Regions from separate parts of the Homo sapiens genome. Here region 1 is linked to region 2. The links are chromatin contacts, found by Hi-C in ENCODE. All regions are on one chromosome and are shown on one strand. Each heading gives the region's core, a stretch centred on a gene start or an enhancer-like site at or near the end of the contact. The rest is flanking DNA. Distances are from core to core; before and after follow the strand shown.

Region 1 (4,172 bases), core at 1,052-3,551, 1.1 Mb after region 2:
TCTAATCACTTTGAAAAAATATATGGAAAAACAACCAGTTTAATATATATAAATTTTAAAATAAGCATCTAATTCGTAGGATAAATTAACATTTCCAATCCTAAAGACTTGGATTTGGAAGGAAATCTGTCATCTAGTCCAGCCCCCTACCAAATAAAATAATCCCCACTTCACAATGTTCCTTGGAATCAAACTCATATCTGACTGAAAAGCTCTCACTACTAACCACTACTATATTAACATCTTCTAAAATTGGTTCTTGCCATTAATCAGAAGACTGATAAAGAATTACCTTGAAGTCCTTGAAAAGCAGTGTATATATTATTCTTATAAATCCTGAAAATACAGGTTTAGAAAAGAAGTGACATTTACTTATCACCAGGGATTTCAGTGGCCCAAACTGTCCATATGCTGGTATATTGAATACTGGAGTACTCTGCAAACTTTTGGAGTTTGCTTAAAGCACAAAAATCAACTAATCAAAGTAGTAATAAAATAACAGTTGTCAACTCAAGCTTAAGTTTTCTCTTCATTTTATCAAGTTCACATTCAAGTTTAAAAAGCTTATGAACTTCTTGAAAGTTGAAGTTAGATTGACTACCTAAAAACGAGCAAGTACAACTCTAAAATGATACCTGTATTGTGGCAACAGATACAAATACCATTCTTTACTTTCATTTTGAGATACACTAGAATCTCTCTTGAAGCTAGTGCTTCAGAAGCACTTTTGTAAAAACGCTTAACCTTCTCTTCCATATGCCTTTCTCTACCTCACCAGCTGGAATCTGTCACAAAAACAGATAATCACATATGATACAGAAATAGTTGATCCTACTGCAGAATTAGGTTAACACTTCTAAATTGAGGCATAGAAAAGAAGGGGGTGGGGGAACAAGCCCTACTTAAACAAATCATTTACCTCGGTCTGGCTTCATTTTCACATCCAATTTTCGCCCAGAGTGCTGTGAAATGCACCTGTGGGTTCTTTCAACAGGCTCGCCGCTGATTCTACGGCTTCTGCTTCGCTTTCAAAATGCTGAAAGAGACAAAAATAAAATTAATCTGGCCCTATTCTAATACCCGGACCTTGCAAGTAAACTACTGTTAAGTTAGGCCTCTTCCTGGCACCAACTGCGGTGACAGCACCCTCGGCTGGTCTGAAAAAAGCAAAACTCTCTGCACCGCCTCCCCCATCTCCTCCGGATCGAGCACCCCCTTCCCTGCCTCTGTGCTCTCCAGGCCAATGTGTCCTTCTGACACAGTCTCTGAACCAAAACAGGATCTATTTATAACCTGGAGGTACAGGCAAGAAGAAGAAAAAGATTTGAGCAACACAAACTAACCCCTTCGTACAAAAACGCCTCTGGAAACAGAGGCACCTCCGCAGGGCTGGTATGGAAATTCTTCCACCTGGTGCCTGGGCGCAGCCAACTCTTCCAGTCCCCTGCGCCTCCCGAGCCCTCCGCCCGCCCCGCCGGGCCTCACCTGTGTAATTACCCTCTGGCTAGCCTTCCTGCGGCAACCGCGGCCAAGTTTACACAGAAACCCGAGTCACCTCCTCCCGCCCAGCCCCCAGCCCCAAACGAACTCTTCCGGGCTGTCCCGGGGCGACCCTACCAACTCCCAACCAGTCCTCCGCGGCCGGCTCCGGGGGAGGTGTTTACAGCCTGTGCTCGCCCCCTGCTCTGCACAACCCCTTCCGTCCCGCCGCGGCCCCGGATTTCCTTCAGCCCCGCCGCACCGAGCGCCGCGTCTGCCCCTCTCCCCGCTGGAGAGTTGTTTTCATGGCGCTCTCGAGCTGGCCGGCTCCTCCGCTCCCTCGGCCGACCTCTGCTGACTAACTCGCTCTCCTCTCCCGTCCCAATCCCGCCTCCTCTTGGCACTTCTCTCCACCGCTCGCCCAGCAGCTCACATCACACTCCCACCTCAGACCCCAGGCTCCGAGAGGCGCAGGGCCAGCGGGAGCGGAGTATGGAGCGCAGCGGCCCCCGCGGCTGCCTCAGGTGACCGTGGGGACCCGAGACGACCAGCCCGAAGCGGCTCCCCGGCGCCCCTGTGGCCATCCACCCGCGCCTCAGCCACCGCCTCGCTCCGCTCCCTGCGCTCAGCCCCTCCGCCCTGCCTGACTGGCACCCGAGCCCCGCGACCCCCGGGCTTCCCCCGCCCGTAGCCCCGGCCGGCCCTCTTGCCCAGCGCCTCTGCCAGCTCCTTGCCCGCCCGCTGTCTCTAGCTCTGGCGCCCCGGCTCCCCGTCCCCCTCGCTCGGCCAGTTCTTTCTCTGCTGTTTGCCCTGTCAAAACACTGCCTAGGTCACGTGTCCCAACAACAGCCAACCCACCCCGGTCGTCACTTCCTCCCCGGCGGCCTCCGCGGCCCTGGCGCCCGGTTACTATGGCAATGCCGCCGCTCGCCCCGGGGCGCTAGTTTGGGGCCGGGTTTTCGGTGCAGGTGCCCGGCGGGTGCGAGGGCGCTGGAGATGGCGGCTGGGAGACACCAGCAGAGTCCCGGAAGCCCGAGACGTCCCAGGCACTTCGGTTGCGCTCCCAGCCGGCAGAGGCGCGCCTGGATTCTGAGACCAGGAATCGGAGCTGCGCTATTAGAGCGCAGGGTAACTGGGGAGATGTCATCCAAAGGCCTGCCCCAGACGTGGAGGATAATTATAGTCGTCGTCTCCTCCTCCTCCTCCTCCTCCTCCTCCTCCTCCTCCTCCCCCCTCCCCCTCCTTCCCCCCCTCCTCCTCCTCCTCCTCCTCCTCCCGGGATGCTGGCACAGAGTTGTGATCGAGCCCCAAGTGGATTGCAGCGCATAATGGAACCCGGGTTTAATGTGACCGGGACGGGGGGTGGGCAGCTATGCGGGTCAGGGAGTGGGAGAATTTAAGAACAGGAAGCCCACCCCCACCCTAGATTTTCCCAAATCACTAAGGATTTTAGTAGGATTCAGAACCCAAGCTTCCAAGACACTCGCTGTGCTAAAAATAATCTTCATAACTTCTAAAACACTGACTCATGGGCAGGAGGACACTTTGACAGCATGTTATTGTTGGGGAGCTGTAATTTTGTTGTTGTGCTATAGCAATGTGACATGATGGCATTTCATGTTGTGATGTTGTCGTCATTTAAACACAAACAGATGACAGGAATCTGCTGTACTTAAAAAAAAACCCAATCCTAACAAGCGCTGCAGCTATTAGCTACTCAGTCTATAGACAAAGTACATATGGGGCATGAGCCCAAATGGAGACAAGTAAAAATTTGCAAGGCTCTTTGGTTTCATTAGAAAAAGTTTTTTTTTTAGATATAATTTTGCATAAAAGGATCACAGGAAAGTATTAGGACAAGTCTAAGGGGATTTTTTTTATTTGTGCCCTTCTGTTTTAAAATTTTTTTTACAATGAGTCTATTATTTTCACATCAGAAGAGTTTTATAAACTGCAAGATTGGCAGTTCCATTTTTTTGGCCTCAGGTAAAGTTCTTATGAAAAAGGCATGAAATATTTAAAAAGTAACATTTTCTAGTGCTTAGATATGTACAGTAAAATAACATGTACAACTGAAATTGTTAACCTTAACTCCACGATTGTATCTAATCAGAGCGGAGAGAACATTCAGGAGGGTAACATTTCATTTTCTCTGAAATGTTCTGGCATCATGACGATGAAACTGACAAATGGAAACAGTTCTTTAATCTATAAAATGCTACAAATGTTAAATCCCAGTGGATTTGACTTTGATATTATTGAATACTGTATTATGTAGTTTTTAAAAAATGAACTGAAGTTTTACTTGTTCTACAAGCACTTGGTAATGGGAGACAGAACAGTTACAGATAAGCCAAAAACCTAAATTTAGCACAACAGCTGGGACCAAATAACAGCTATTGTAAAAGGCTTACTGGGTGAACAGGCAGCAAAATCTGGTTTAGCTTCTTTCTTCCTCTATCTAATGCAAAAGAGGTAAAAAGACCAGGAAATGTTGAGAGCAGAAGCCAAGACTATTAGTGTGTAGCACAAACTATTCTCTTTTAAATAATTTTTAACAGCACTTGGGTAAATGATGATGTCAACATTTGTTAGACTAACCTGAAGTTTTTTTAAATTTAGAATCTTAAACCTGTTCAAAAATTTGAAATCATTATGGCAGCAGAAAAAGTATTTAAAAGGTGTATTTCTGA
Region 2 (4,557 bases), core at 552-3,051:
TTCTAGCAGGAAAATATAACCAAAGATTCCAGCTTTGTTTCTTGATGAAAGAGGCCCACTCTTCTAACCCTGAGGAACTTCCTATCTGCACTACTGGGGAACAGGGAAATTTCTTCTCTCTATCCCCAAAAACCAAGATTCTCCACACACTTGAAGACAAAGCTCAGCTCTATATGAATATTTTAAGTCACATGTACATAAAACACAGATGACAAAAGGGGTCGTTCTAAACTGGAGCTAGGCCAAGTGGATTACACTAAAAAATTAAAATGGCTAAAAAGCAATCTTCTGGGGTTAATGTATCACAAAACGTCAAAAAATAAATTCTGTTCCAGAATGCACTGCTACATAATGATTCTGCAGTTTTGCTGAAGCTTTATTTTCCGCAGTTTTAAAAACACTGTTGGAAAGCAGACATCAAAGGGTTTTCCTTGTCTAAAAAGCATACCATTACGGAATTTCCAGTTTTATCAAGAAGAACAGTTTACAAAATATATTTAATAAAGGTCTGGCTGCCTACAGTTCCTTATAAGGAAGACCATGTATAAATTTCATTCTTTAAAAAAGAACTCAATTTATGGGAGTCTATCTATGAGTAAACGAAGCTCCAAGGCTTGGTTTAAACATTTCCACTCTCAAAAAGGACTGATGAGTCCAATCTCCTTGAGAAACATGTCTACTTCATCTAGCTTTTAAGGAGATTCTAAAACGTTATGTATACATACACTTTTCTCAAACAAGCACTGTTGTAAATTTTTCACATTGCCTTACTATATTAAAAAAAAGGCTACCTTACAGATTAAAATATTATCTAGGAGGATTACCAAACTACGACCTCCTGATAAATGAGACAGCTCTCCAAGCCACTGTGACTCTAACCTTTCCATTCTAAATCTTTCGGGCGCGGAGGATGAATTTTTCTATCTTTTTGTTGGAATTAAGATCCTGCATTATCAGGAGATACAGAGTCAGGCTTAAAGCCACAGACTCCAGCAGCTCCTCGCTGCCCTAGCACAGCGGGCAGGGGGAGCCAAGGCGCAGCATCGCCTCCACGCTCCGAGACCAACACCAAGTCTCTTCACCTCCACGCTCCGAGACCAACACCAAGTCTCTTCGCCTCCACGCCGAGAGCAGCTGCGAAACGGACGCTCTGGGGTTTCAGCCGCACCACCACTTTCCTCCACCGCAGACCGAAGGGCCGCCCTAGGAGGAGCCTTCTAGTCCAGTCACCTCAGGCCCGTTTGCTTGGGGTGGAGAGTGCGGTGGATTCCTAAGCCTTTCCCCTAACGGGTGATTTCCTACACCAGACGCAGGACCCACGGTCCCACGGGTCCCAGGGGGAACTAAACCCCAAGGCTGCAAAGGGGCCACGGGTGGGGCCCACCAACATCTCACAGCCTCCTGAGGAGGCGTGCGCCCTGGACAGGAGGTCCCTGCCCCCGCGTCTGGCCCCTGGTATCTTCCCCTAGGGCTCCCGGCCGCCGCTCACCGTGAAGGGGACATCCCCGACGCTGCCCACGGAGTAGCAGTTGTCTCCAGGGTTGACAGCTCCGGTGAGGACCTGATGCAGATGCATCTCCGGAGCCCGGGCTGGACAGAATGCGCGGGAGGTGCGACAAGCTCCGCGCCTGACCCTCCTCGGGCTGCGAGAGCCGTTTCCCTCTGTGCCTCCCTCGGAAACCCGCCCCGCGGAGGCTCTGGCTTAACTCCTCGCCCCCCTTTCGCCTTCCCTCCGCCTCGTCCCTGCCATGGGAGCTCCTCGACCGCCGCCGCCGCCCGGGTCGCCGCTCAGCTGCGGAAATGCCCGGATGTTCCCACTGCCTGCTGCACCGGCGCACAAATGCGGGAGGGCAAGGGTGCTTGTGAGGCGGGGGAGGGCACCGGGGGGAACGCGCGAGCCGGGAGCGTGCAGCAAGGGAGCGGGCCAGCGCGCGCGCCCACCGCGGGGGAGCGAGGTAGAGCCCTCCCCCCGCGGCAAAGCTCTCAGCTCAGTCTTTCTTCCCCCCATCACCCGCGTTTGCGCGTGCGCGCGCCGTGGTTTCCAGGGCAATTGCGCGCGCCACGCCGACCCGCCGTCCCGTGATTGCGCGCGCAGACGTGCGGGAGTTCCCTTGGAGCCTCCCGGGCTGTAGCCGCTGCGGACTGGGGCGGAGGTGGGGGCGGGGGCGAGTGGGGTGCAGGTCGCTCGGGGCCACGCAGCAGTCGGACGCCGGGGACGCGCCACGAGCCGGTTTTGCTGTGTTGAACGTATTCCAGAATACAGTGTGCAATGGTCAGTGCCGTTGACCTCAGAAGGACACCCGTCACCGGGAATTTCCACCTGGAGATATCTTAGATATCTTCAGTCTTTTCGAAAGTGCAGTACATAAGATATTTTATTTTACATAAACAATGTAGGCATCTTGCAACTATTTAGAGAAGCCATACTCCCCTGAAAGCTAATTATTTTGCTCCCACCTTTTGTCACGGTTATTCTAGACAGCAAAAAGCCGCCTTAGAGACGGGTGACTCCTTTCGACTTTTTTTCATGAGTAATTTCATGAATTAGCAGAATCGCCTGATTTTCCAAACTATCTGCTAAACTTTGAATGGTTGATAACAAGGATCATCAGCTCCCTGCCACAGGCCAATTCATGGCAAATGTTCTAACCCATACTATGCTTAAATCACAGGGTAAGGAAGTAGGGGACACCAAGACATAACTATCTGTAAAACCAGGCAGAACGCCAAAGGTGGTGTGATTGAGATATAAAAGTCTTTATGCACCACAGAAGAGGAAGAAGAATGTTGACTAAGGGCGTGGATAAGGCATTATGGAGACATAACCTGACATAAACGCTGAGTTTAATTTTGACAGGCTGAGATAGACAAGAAATGCTGCAAATACAGTACAGAAAATAGAGGGGGTGTTGAAGGTACAAAGATTAATGTTTGAGGCAGATGATTTATAGGGTAGGGAAAGTAAATAATACTTAGCAAGAGATCAAGGTATCCAAGTGGTCTAACTCTTGGCCTACCAAAACATATTATGGAGAGTCTTGAATGCTCCAAGAAGCCCAGATTTCACTCTGCATGCAGTGGGGGTATATCAGATGTTTCTGAGCAAAAATTTATATAATCAGAGCTGCTTTGGGAAGATGACTTTGTAGCATTTTGAAGCATAAAGGGAAGGGTGGGGAAGATTGGAGGCAAAGATCTGTCAGTCGTTGGTAATCTTTTCAGTAGAAAGTTGCAGGAGGAATGAAAAATAATACCTAATGACCTGCGGCATTCTCTCTCTTTCTCTCTCTCCCCCCTCCCTCCCCTTCCCTCCCCCCCCCTTCCTCCCTTCCCCCGCGCCATATCCAAGGGTTCCTTTTTGTTACTACTAGATTCTAGATGAGTCTCTTAATCTTTGACCTTCACTGCATTAGAAACCAAGTCAAAACTATCATCAAACAACAAATTGTACTCAGGTTTCCAAGAGTGTTACTAATTCACATTATTTAAACCATTTCACATTTGGCTCTTGTTTTACAGCATTCCATGAAGTTTTGGCCCATTCACACAGTTGTGAAGTTGTGAGCCTCTTTCTTCCTCTCGGTATCAAACTCAAAATCTGAAGCCTGTATCCACCTGTTCTCTTCCCTCATGAATCCTTTAAATGGCTTCTTGATAGCTGTATCTTAAGGTTGCAAATGACTAATTAAGTCTCCTGGAATTACAGCTGAGCCTTTTATTGTCCAATCTGATCAGTCAAAACTCACTCCAGACTAATATGGCAAGTTTCCTTGGTAGCCCACCAGGGCAGCTAGACCACACTTTTGACTGTCCACAATTTCATCTCTTCCTTGTTCATGCAAATTTTTTCATGGACCTAAAAACAAATTGGAAATTCTTTCTTCTAATTTTGGAAAGGGCTTTCTTTTAAAAATTAGAAAAAGTAGCAGTTTTGTATCATTAACAAAATATGCTAATCGAATTGTAAGATATAATTTATCATGTCCACAACTCTTTTTTTTTTCTTTTTGCTTTGATTTGAGATCCCAACACAACTCTTAATAGTACCTTTGGGGTTGGGTTTAATGGCCCATTGAATGTGTGCCATTAAATGTGGGACTTAGTTTCCCAGCAGTATCACCTACCGATGTGTACTAGTTATCAATTACTGTGCAATAAATTACCCCAAAATTTATCAGCCAAAAATAACAGTAGAGATTCATTACCTCACAGTTTCTGTGAATCAATAATTTAGTAGTAGCTTAGCAGGAAAGTTCTGGTTCAGAGTCTTTCATGAGATGGCAATCAAAATGTCAGCTACATGCTAAATAAAAGAAGCTGGACACAAAAGACCACATAATTCGTTTGTATGAAATCATTTGTATGAAATTTTCTGAAAAGACAAATCTACAGTCACAGAAAATAGGTTAGTGGTTGCCTGGGGCTGAAGGTGGAACTGAGAGTGACTGCTAATGGATATGAGGTTTCTTTTTGGCATGAGATAAACATTCTAAAATTAGATTGTGGTCATGGTTGGGCAGTTCTGTAAAATTACTAGAAATCATTGAATTGTATACT

What was found. A loop is a pair of places that touch in the nucleus more often than their neighbours do. Pooled maps may share reads with other maps.
Region 1: a loop to region 2 is called in a map with no recorded cell type, with 8 times the contacts of the local background. The contact joins the promoter of ATOSA here to the promoter of DMXL2 in region 2. A Hi-C loop is called at or near these places in 2 of 37 single-sample maps with no recorded cell type and 9 of 50 pooled maps.

Annotation. Positions count from the first base shown.
Region 1 is chr15:52,677,087-52,681,258 of GRCh38, forward strand. It overlaps ATOSA (atos homolog A), which reads right to left and starts at 2,302. Exons shown (of 13, transcript NM_001385016.1): 1 at 1,742-2,302; 2 at 920-1,036. The coding sequence starts at 935. LOC105370821 (a long non-coding RNA gene) reads left to right here and starts at 2,519. Exons shown (of 4, transcript XR_932255.4): 1 at 2,519-2,607. RefSeq lists enhancers at 998-1,067, 1,198-1,337 and a silencer at 1,918-2,237.
Region 2 is chr15:51,620,970-51,625,526 of GRCh38, forward strand. It overlaps DMXL2 (Dmx like 2), which reads right to left and starts at 1,802. Exons shown (of 44, transcript NM_001378457.1): 1 at 1,490-1,802. The coding sequence starts at 1,576. It overlaps LOC105370816 (a long non-coding RNA gene), which reads right to left. Exons shown (of 5, transcript XR_932236.3): 4 at 4,206-4,317; 5 at 3,715-3,856. RefSeq lists an enhancer at 940-1,349 and a silencer at 1,720-1,939.